2 separate regions of the Homo sapiens genome follow, and region 2 is linked to region 1. A link is an interaction called in ENCODE POLR2A ChIA-PET data of the cell type or tissue named here. Cell type or tissue: GM12878. All regions are shown on one strand. Links, peaks and the distances in the headings refer to the core of each region. The heading gives the core; the rest is flanking DNA.

Region 1 (4,000 bases), core at 1-4,000:
CCTACATTTGACTATGAGATGATCTTCCGGGGAACAGGAGCACTGATATTTGTCATTGACTCACAGGTAAAGCTCAGAGTCTCAGGGGTATGATGGCCTGGCCGGTCCCCTCCACCCCACCCCATGTTTTTGGTTTGGTTTTTAAACTCTGGAATAGGCCTTTCTACCAAACAAGTGTTTCTTGGTCAGGGCTCTCAGACTTTGCCAAAGTTAAAAGGCTCCAGCCGTGACCAACAATCAACCCATTGAGCATTAGGGAACAATTGACACTTCAGCAAATCATAGACCTAGGAAACCTCACTGATGGAGGGGCCCATTTAGGCCAAATATGTCATCCCCACTATGGTACCGCTAGTCAACATCTACAAAAGATCACAGGTTCTCTGCAACAAAAACATGTGTATAAATTTACATTTTAAACTGTTTATTATTTCCTATGAAGATAAAGTTCTAGGTGTGAAAATTTTTCTTCTGAAATAAATTATTATAATTATTGCTTAAGATAATATAATTATGTATTTTATAGATGATTATTACATATAAAAAGTAAAATTTGAGATAAATATCCCTCTTTAGAAGATGGATATTTGATATTTTTTCCACTTCATATATCCATGCTTGAATAAGACAATATTTGGCATCAGTTCCATTTTTGTTTTCTGTTTATATAGTTATAAGCACTGAGAAACTTTATTCACATAAGTAAGTAGGTGGATATGAGGTGAGTTTTATTCTAGCATTCATACTGCTATTCAGATTCCTTCCAAGTTATATCCCCTAAATTACCAAGTTTTCTATCATGAAAAATTATTTTTAGTAGTTTAACAACAGGCTTCCAGAGTAGGTTCTCCTTTCACTTTGTTGGACGCAAAGAATTGGGAACCTGTTTCCTATGCTTTGAAGAGCCCCATTCCCAGTCGCGAGTCATTCCCTGTATCAGGTTCTTTTCTAGCATTCCACATTGGCTCCTTGGCACCCTGGGTTTTTTACATCCTGAGGCTTTTCTGCTGTAGTTGGTGTAAAGGGGAGGCAAAGGGAGACAGTAGGACCACAAGTGTGTCAGGCAGATACATTTTAGGAAGGGGATGTGCAGCAGGATAGGGGCATTGGTGCTTTCCAAACTATCCATGTCTGGGGCTCTTAGAAAATGCCCATGACATATGGCCCAGCCTGAAGGCTCCCCAAGGGCTCCCTTTTGCAGCTGGGGGGAAATAAATGGCATCAGCCCTTCTCAGCATGCGCTGAACCAACTCTGAGGTTCAGGTTGTGCCCTTTCCCTGGAACTGTGGACCCACAGTGAGACAGGTTGGCCAGCTGCGGGTGTGCATCGCCCCGCTAAGCACACCTGGCCCTTCTAGGAGCACCAGAGCTGTTAGGGCTGAAGTGTTACAAAGACTATTCCCGATAATATCATTCTGAGCCCATGCTCGAGAACCATCCTCTGAGTAGACTCCCCATGCCTGAGAGGATCGTAAGTTCATTCAGGATCTAGGTGCCTGTTTAATAATAATAACAAAATTTTCAACTAAGCCTCTCAGTTCCAAGTGGCTGCATTTGTGTACGTGTATGGCTGTGGGAGCATGGCCAATGGTTAGAAGGGTTCTTCCTTTCCTTTTTGGTAGGGGTGTGGAGGAGGGAGACTTCAAATCCAATGCCTGATCTGTGATCAGCAGTTTACTCTCTTCCCATGGGCCTACCCAGAAACACGTGTTACCTGCACCACGTCCAGGGCCTGCTGTCAGCAGCTGCTTTCCTGACTGTCCCACTTGTACTGACCTGTTTTCTGGCCCATCTGTGGTCTTGGCAGTATCCCCTGCTTTACTGTCTCAGGTCTGCCAGCACCATAAATTAGGGAGCTTAGTGCTCAAGGGGAGTGGATGGGGTGTGTGCACACTGCTGTAGGGAAGGGGAGGCTCCAGGGATGTCATGCTCATCTCTCTCTTCTAAGCTCCATTTTTCTCCCTAAGTCACGCAGCAGCTGTTTCTGTAGTTGTTGAACTGGGTAGCTGTAGTAGTCCTACCCATGGGTGAGTAGATTTCCAACCAGATGACTCATCATTTCAAGACAATGGATTAGTAAGTACTTACTTAAATACCACGTTGTGCTTACATAGCAATTTGCATTTATGGGAATTCAAATTTACAGTGTAATCTATTTTTAGGTGTTTCTAATATGGTTATAATGTGGCGAAAATAGGTACATCTGCCTATTTTTAAATTGAAGGCAGACCTTCAATTTAGGTTGGTAAATGTGTTTTTTATTTTAATTTTGTTTCTTGAAGTTTTTTTTCTTCCTCAGACGAGGTCTCACTATGTTGCCCAGGCTGGAGTGCAGTGGCTATTCACAAGTGTGATTATAACCCGCTACAGCCTCAAAGTCCTGGGCTCAAGTGATCCTACTGTTTCAACCTCCCAGGTAGCTGGGACTACAGATGCATGCTACTATCCTTGGCTCTTCTCTTGGGTGTTTTTTGTGGGGCAGAGAAAGATATAGGAATGTTTGAGAAGTTCATTTTTTAAAGGTATACTTTTTTTTTTTTTTTTTTTGAGACGGAGTCTTGCTCTGTCGCCTAAGCTGGAGTCCAGTGGCGCCATCTTGGCTCACTGCAAGTCCACCTCCTGGGTTCACGCCATTTTCCTGCCTCAGCCTCCCGAGTAGCTGGGACTGCAGGCGCCCGCCACCACACCCGGCTAATTTTTTGATTTTTAGTAGAGATGGGGTTTCACCATGTTAGCCAGGATGGTCTCGATCTCTTGACCTCATGATCCATCCATCTCAGCCTCCCAAAGTGCTGGGATTACAGGCGTGAGCCACCACGCCTGGCCTAAAGTTATACTTTTTAAAAAGAGAAGGCTGGGCACAGTGGCTCATGTCTATAATCCAAACACTTTGGGAGGCCAAGGCTGGAGGACCACTTAGGCCCAGGAGTTTGAGGCTGCAGTAAGCTATGATTGTGCCATTGCACTCTAACCTGGGTGACAGAGCAAGACCTTATCTCGAAAAGAGAAAAAAACCACACATAAAAATAAACAGTAGGAAAAGCATTGTTGAATGCTGTAATTTATTTAAAATAAGGAATAATTAAATAAGCAGTTTCAAAACCTAATATACTTTTCTGTTGGAAGCAGAATGTAAAAATCATGTTTGCAGGAACCTTTATGGGATGTGATTAGAAGCACTGACAGGAAAATCAAAACTTTAGGGAAGTGTCTCCACAGCACTTGAGTGTCCTTTCCTTTCTTTCTTTTTTTTTTTTTTTAGATGGAGTCTCACTCTGTCACCAGGCTGGAGTGCAGTGGTGCGATCTTGGCTCACTGCAATCCCCGCCAACTGGGTTCAAGTGATTCTCCTCCCTCAGCCTCCTGAGTAGCCACCACACCCAGCTAAGTTTTATATTTTTAGTAGAGACAGGATTTCACAATGTTGGCCAGGATGGTCTCGATCTCTTGACCTCGTGATCCACCCGCCTCGGCCTCCCAAAGTGCTGAGATTACAGTCATGAGCCACTACGCCTGGCCCCTTTCCTTTATTTCTAAGCAATACTATTTTGTTCTCACTCCTCATATTTTTATTTTTTGTTCATGAATTCCTTACAGTCACAGGATTGCCGGATAAATATATCCCCCAGGAGTAAATGTGTCCTCACAGAATGTCATAAAATAAAAAAGAATGAAAGCAAGAGTGGTTCCCATGATCTGTGGTGACACCCCAGCCCCGCTCCCCAGCCTACAGAATGCACCATATCTCCTGAAGCCATTGCACATGTGCTATGGATCCAAAAGAGAGTTTCTTCTTGACCTGTGCTGGTGCTTGTGACCTGCCCATAATCCCCAGATCTAATTTCAGAGTAGAAACTATGCAGTGTATTTTACCTTAATTTTTATTTGTCAAAGAAAGTAATAAACGATGGGAAAAATCACCTGCAATCCCTCTGTTCTAACCAACCAAGTATTTTCTTTTTTTTAGTCCTTGTAGCTGCATGCTGCTTTTTCAGTTAGT
Region 2 (7,322 bases), core at 1,315-5,314, 300 kb after region 1:
TATTCAAATTATATATAATGTTGGAGTGAACCAGTAAAGCAGCCTTAATTTTCCCTAACTCTATTTTCTTTAACACTTTATTATAAAAATCTTCAGTATAAAAAAATGTTAAATGTAGCTGAATTTTAAAGTGGAACATCCATATACCCACTACCTAGATTCTACAGTTAGCAGTTAATTACACCTGCTTTGCCACATATATTTCCATCTATCCCCCAAGTATTTTGAATTTAACAAAGTATTTCAAAAAAAACCTGGAATATTCATACATGAGGTATTCTAATTAGCTAAAGTACAGCCAGAAAACCTTGGTTGAATACCTTTCATAAACAATTCTGTTTTCTTATTTTTGAAATTCAGGATCTGGTCTCAGGCATCACATGATTACAGGAACTTAAGAAATAGACCTGGATGGTTAAGGAGACTGGACTGAATGAACAGTGACTCTAAGAGCCTTGAAAGTCTGGTAGAAAAGGGACATTTCCAGTCTTTGATAGTAATCCTTTCTAAAATTTGAGAGCATTAAATGCCTAGTCATTTGAAGAGTAAGGTTAATTTTGCTCAACTTTGGAAGGGATTGTTGAAAGCCCTTGTTTTATAGTTAGAAAATCCCCTCAAATTGTAACTTATCCAAAGGTTTGATGGGACCAAAAAGCCCTCTGATTCCATGTTGTCAAGTAAAGTGAAATAATAAAGATCTTGTATTTAAAAATCTTACTGTTAGTAGGCAATTGTGAGTTCAATTTAAATCAAACATTTGCAATTGGAAATAACCAAAAATCATCAAAATGGCTACAAAAAGGAAGAAATCACTTAAAAACCCTGAAAACAAAAAGGGAAAACGTTTTCGGCTGGGCTTGGTGGCTCACTCCTGTAATACCAACACTTTGCGAGGCCGAGGCCAGTGGATCACTTGAGCTCAGGAGTTTGAGACCAGCCTGGACAACACAGTGAAACCACATGTCCACGTCCCTGTAGTCCCAACTACTCAGGAGGCTGAGGTGGGAACATCACTTGAAACCAGGAGGCAGAGGTTGCAATGAACTGTGATCGCACCACTCATTGCACTCCAACCTGCATGACAGAGCAAAACCCTGTCTCAAATAGAAAAGGCCCAGTGGGGTGGCTTATGCCTGTAATCCCAGCACCTTGGGAGGCTGAGACAGGCAGATCACTTGAGGCCAGGAGTTCGAGACCAGCCTGGCCAACATGGCGAAACCCTGTGTTTACTAAAACTATCAAAGTTAGCCAAACAGGGCGGCGTGCACCTGTAGTCCCAGCTACTTGGGAAGCTGAGGCAGAATCACTTGAACCCAGGAGGTGGAGGTTGCAGTGAGCCAAGATTGCACCACTGCACTCCAGCTTGGATGACAGAGTGAGACTCTGTCTCCAAAAAAAGAAAACATTTCTACTTGCCATCCCTTGCCCAAGATCCTAAAATGCCAAGATGCCAAGAACACATTTGTAATTTGCATTTGACAATGTCAGATTAACAAACTCTAATCTTGGAATAAGAGAACTATCTGTAATAATTTAGTAGGAGCAGCCATGTATATATAACCAGCTTTGGAGGAGTGTGATTATCATCTAGTGTCTTTACAACCAGACATAACACATATTTTTCTGAATGCTAATTGTATTAGACTAAGAAAAATTACTTAACTTTCCTGAATCTTTTCTTCCACATTCATAAAAATATTGTGTGAATAACTAGAGAAATGAGGTATTTTTATCATTGTTTAATGTCATTTTGTCTTTTAAAGTATTGTTAAATGTTCAAGATTATCTGACCTCTTCTAATTAAATGCAGCTTGAATAGAACATGTAGCCTCCTTTGATAAATGTGTATCTGACTTTCATAAATTTTGTAGGTTGCTTCTATCAATTGTCCCACTTTGTCCCTTTTTACCATTACTAAATTCAGAAACTATGATTAATGCCACATAATCTATGATAAGCTATTCCTTTAATGAGGGAATTTAAAATTTGTGTAGCCAGTTCTACACTAAGCCCACATTATTATAAACCCTGCTCTAGAAAATGAATTCTAAAATCTCAACAGTGGACCCTCACTAAATGCAACACCTTTTATACATCTTAAATTGTTATTGAATTTGGTATTTTTATAATTCAAGTTAACAAAACAAGTAGTTCCTGAATTACATTATTTGTGTTTACACAATTCTGTCTCCTACACCATCTCATCTCACAACACAGGCATACTTTCTTTCCCCATTTGAAAACTTATGCAACAGTTTCCGGGAGATTTCTAGATTCAGAAGGAAAGAAGTACAACAATGAGAAAACAACTTGGAGGAGTTAGCTCAGGGATCAGACTCAGCAAGGCAATTCTGTGATTTTAAAATGTATTTAGTTTAGCAATGTCCTTCAAAAATTTAAATATAGGAGTATGATGGGACTATCAGCCTTTCATACCCAAGGATACATATACTTGATTCCTTCAACCTGAAGCAGATATTGATTGCATATAAATTGCCTTCCACCCACGAAAACAAAGGATAGTTTATCCAGCAATAAGATGAGGAGGGTTATTAGGAGATGAGAGAGCTGCAAGAAGAGATAAAGAGTTACAAAAGATCAGTTTCACCCAATTTCAAATTGTAGAAAAGGGAAGGAAACTTTATTCCTCCTTTGCACCAACTGGGCCCCTGCTATCAGAATTCAGAATTTAAATTAGAACTGTCTGCTAACACAGACTTTTACAGGTACGGAAAAAAAAACAACCTCTATATAAGTTTCATGAGGAAATTATAATTCAACTACTATCACAGTGAAGTTGACAGTCCATAGGAGGCAGAGAGGATGAGGTCAAGACTACTGGTAAAGCATTATTATTATTATTATTTTTAGACAGGGAGTCTCACTCCGTTGCCCAGGCTGGAGTGCAGTGGCATTATCTCGGCTCACTGCAACCTCTGCCTCCCGGGCTCAAGCGGTCCTCCTGCCTCGGCCTCCCAAGTAGCTCGGAACACAGGCATGTGCCACCACACCCGGCTAATTTTTGCATTTTTAGTAAAGACGGGGTTCCCTATGTCACCCAGGCTGGTCTCGAACTCCTGGACTCAAGTGATCTGCCCCCCTAGGCCTCCCAAAGTGCTGGGATTACAGGCATGAGCCACCGTGCCTGGCCTAAAAGCATTAAATCTTATGAGACAAAAAGAAAAGGATAGAGATAAAATATTCCACTCTCATTTCCCTGTTGTAATTACTGCTTTGTGCACTATTTACCAAAGCCATACCTCTGGATCTGACCTATTTTCTATCTACTTGCTGTGCCTTTCCACATGGATGTCCTAGAGGCACCCCAAAGTTCAACATGCCAAATCAAAATGACCTTCCTTTATAATTCTGATCCCCCTGCAATCCCCTAATTGGTAGATTTATCCTTCAAGTTGCTCAATTTCAAGTCTTTTCCTTACCCTCTATTCAGATGCTCAATCCTCAATTCTAGCTCTAAAACATTCCCCCAAATAAGCCCATACCTCTGATAATGCCCTCTAGGCCCTTTTCTCTTTTGAGCTACTGAAATATCCTCACCTAAGTAATCTGTTTCAAGCTTTCCCTTATCAAGCTGTCCTCCATATTTCTACGTTTTCTTTTTGAAGCAAGAATTCCATTCCCTTACTCATAAACCTTTGAGAACTGCCATGCTTACAAAATAAAGTTGAAGCTCTTCCGCGTGACACTGAAGGCCCTTCGTGTTCTTACCCCAATATACCTTTTAAAAACTTCCCTTCCTTTCTTGCATTTCTCTTAAGCTACTGGACATTGTACATTTTTTTTTTTTTTTTTTTTTTTTTTTTTTTTTGACATGCAGTATCACTCATCGCTCAGGCTGGAGTGCAGTGGTACAATCTTGGCTCAATGCAACCTCCGCTTCCTGGGTTCAAGCGATTCACCTGCCTCAGCCTCCCAAGTAGCTGGAATTACAGGCACCCACCATCACACCCAGCTAATTTTTTGTATTTTTAGTAGAGACAGGGTTTCGCCATGTTGGGCAGGCTGGTTTCGAACTCCTGACCTCAGGTGATCCACCAGCCTCAGCCTCCCAAAGTGCTGGGATTCAGCGTTGTGCATCTTTTTACACCACCATCTGCTCAAACTTTTACCTCACAATTTTTTTCCTTTTTTGTGTGTCAAATACTTATCTTTTAAGGCTCAACTCAATTTTTTTTTTCATTTTTTTGAGATGGAGTCCTGCTCTGTCACCCAGGCTGGAATGCAGTGGCGCGATCTCGACTTACTGTAACCTCCGCCTCCCGAGTTCAAGCAATTTTCTGCCTCAGCCTCCTGAGTAGCTGGGATTACAGGTGCCTGCCACCAAGCCCGACTAATTTTTTTCTATTTTTAGTAGAGACAAGGTTTTACCATCTTGGCCAGGATAGTCTTGAACTCCTGACCTCGTGATCCATCCGCCTCAGCCTCCGTAGGTGCTGGGATTACAGGCGTGAGCCACCATGCCCAGCTCAACTCACTGTTACTTTCTAAGGTGTCAGATTCCCAAAGAGAAAATTTTCTCACCAAAATTAGTCCCTTCACCCTAAGAGACTTTACCTTTTTCTCTCTTCAGGCATTTGTTGTTGTAGAGTGGGGAATATAGCTTGTATTTTAGTTATATTTGTCTTTTCTCCCCATCCCACCTAAACTTTCAGCTCTGCCATTTATCCTTCTATTTCCTGAACATACGTTACACATAAGCCCTCACACATTAAACTGCAGACATACTGCTCAAAATGACAAGAGCTGAGAAATGTTGGACAAGGAAAGAAGGGTGGTTGAGGCGGTAGGACTTATATTACATTGTGTAGGAATTTTTATAACCATGTGCAAAAATGTGTTGTTAAAACCTGTTAATGTGTCCCTTTCTAGAATCACAAACTGATTTGGGAGAGATGTCAGAACTCACTGTAGTCAGTCATTAGTATTAATATTTACAACACATTACTAACAAAAGCTAAAATTGGTGACTAAAAATTGGGGGCATCTTCAAACTAAACTTCTAAATGAGCTTCCCTTCCATTTGTGAGGAAGGTGTATCTGCATTTGTAAGGAAGGAATGGTGACTCACACAAAACATCAAACAGAAGTTCCTTTGTATATTCGATCTTCTTTACTTGACCTGATTGCTTAACATTCCCACTCAAAATCTGTCTCCCTTACTTTCTCTTGGCCTTTTTTTTGAGACAGCGTCTGTTACCCAGGCTGGAGTGCAGTGGCCTGATCCTAGCTCAATTGCAATCTCCACTTCTCAGGCTCAAGAGATGCTCCCGTCTCAGCCTCTAGAGTAGTCAAGTACTATGCTCAAAAACCTCAATGCTGCTCCTGGTAAGAAAATGTAGATTATGGCCAGGCATGGCGGCTCACACTCAGCCAGTAAAGTAGAAGTCAAAAAAATCCAACCACACAAAATCATCTCCTAGTCACACATTCAAACATGAGAAACAGTCACACACAAAGAGTCAAGACTATTTTAAAAGGGGGGGCCAAATTATTATTATTTTAAAATTTGATTACAACCAATTTTGTTGGCATTAAAATTAGAGGCATTAAGCTGGAATGGATATATACCAAAACCAGAAATTGAGTTTAGCAAAAATGGGAATAGGAGTTGTTCAGTAATTTCAGATTACAAATCAATTTAGAGAAACAAACCCCATGCTTACATTGATTGTGCCACAGATTTAAACTTCAGTAGTGCATTAGTAAACTGTTCACATTTAGATCTTCACCTTGAGATTTGACAGCTGTTTCTTGAAAAAAATCTCAGTACCTTGTGCAAATAAAATCGGTCTTCCATGTGCCTTAGCACACACTTAAAATTTATCCATTGTATATATACAAAACACCTGCAATGTGGGCAGGGCAAAATACATACTTTCATAACAAAACTATAATATACCTCTCAAGTATGAACAATATACACATAATACATGGTATACAGTATTTACAAAATATAAAATATAATACAAGCTGTTTGTATGTAATTTTTTAAACTCATCTTTTGCAATTGTATGTTGCAACAAGGCAAATTTCCATTTCTGTACCAATTTTCTCAAGAGTCCAGGGATATGGGAAAAATTATGTTTTACACACATACTGAAATCTGAAATCTAAGTTTGAACTTTGAGGAGCGTTTTTAAGTGTACTGCCATCAGCTCCCTGTTTTGGTTGGAATTTTCAACAGTGCTTCCCATCCAGTGACTAGGAGGCTTTGGAAGAACACTAGGAGAAGGTGGATCACTAAACTTTGCCCCAGCATAATTTTCCTTTTGGCTCACTTCAGTTAGAAATGCTGATTTCTTCAAATGCGAATTTTTAATGTTCTCGGTATTTTTAAAAGGCTTTTTTTCCTGCTTCTGAATTCTGTCAGATGAAACAGAATCCTGCCAAAAGTTGTTTTCATTTCTTTTTGCAGAGGTGATCTTGGTTAGTGGCAAGTTATATTTGCTTTTCTGTCTGTTTATCTTTGGTTGCTCATACAAGTGTATACCATGAACAAGCTGGCCATGGGGAAGGGCAATTTTCTCCGATTTTCCCATCTTTGATTTTAAAACCTACAAAGACAAGAACACAAAAGTAAATATAGTTTCTAGATAAAAATCAGTTATGAACCTCATATCACATATCTAGTTTTGTTGTGTTTAAGTTTGCCCACAGCCATAGAAAAGAACAAAATTATGTTCTTTGTGACAACACGTATGTAGCTGGGGGCCATTACCCTAGACGAATTAATGCAGAAACAGAAAACCAAATATCGCAAGTTCTCACTTACAAGTGAATTTGGGAGCTAAACACTGGGTACAACATGGATATAGTGGGGAACAACAACAGACACTAGGCACTACTAGAAGGGGGGTTGAGAGAGAGATGGGGACCTACTGGGTACTATGCTCACTACCTGGAATGGGATCATTCATACTCCAAACCTCAGCATCACGAAATATACCCATGTAGCAAACCTGCACAAGTACCTCCTTGATCTAAAATAAAAGCTGAAAATTACAAAAACTTTAATTGGGCATGGTGGCTCACGCCTGTAATCCCAGCACTTTGGGAGGTCAAGGCAAGCAGATCGCTCAAGCTCAAGGAGTTCGAGACCAGCCTGGGCAACATAGCGAAACCCCATGTCTACTACAAATATAAAAATCAGCCCGGCGTGGTAACACGCGCCTCGGGAGGCTGGCTGAGGCGGGATCCCTTCAGCCTGGGAAGGGGAGGATGCAGTGAGCAGAGATCGATCGTGCCACTGCATTCCAGCCTGGAGTGCGATAGAGGCAGACTCTGTCTCAAGAAAAAAAAAA

Evidence for each region. Peaks named below come from ENCODE experiments on the same cell type or tissue, not always from the same donor. Only the 100,000 strongest peaks of a DNase experiment are listed, where the experiment ranks them.
Region 2: POLR2A ChIA-PET joins it to region 1 with 9 read pairs; 8 of 35 experiments call an interaction of 5 or more read pairs at or near these places.

The regions. Positions count from the first base shown.
Region 1 is chr6:89,383,361-89,387,360 of GRCh38, reverse strand. It overlaps RRAGD (Ras related GTP binding D), which reads left to right. Exons shown (of 7, transcript NM_021244.5): 2 at 1-66. Among named protein-coding and RNA genes, the nearest start is that of RRAGD, 27 kb to the left of the region's middle. RefSeq lists an enhancer at 1,987-2,066. In GM12878, for the core only: no CTCF peak of the experiment used is centred there; a DNase peak (open chromatin) is centred at 2,014; H3K4me3 peaks cover 389 bases; H3K27ac peaks cover 372 bases.
Region 2 is chr6:89,083,006-89,090,327 of GRCh38, reverse strand. PNRC1 (proline rich nuclear receptor coactivator 1) reads right to left here. Exons shown (of 2, transcript NM_006813.3): 2 at 5,168-6,575. The coding sequence ends at 6,132. Among named protein-coding and RNA genes, the nearest start is that of PNRC1, 5.9 kb to the right of the region's middle. RefSeq lists enhancers at 4,767-5,293, 5,294-5,821. In GM12878, for the core only: no CTCF peak of the experiment used is centred there; no DNase peak of the experiment used is centred there.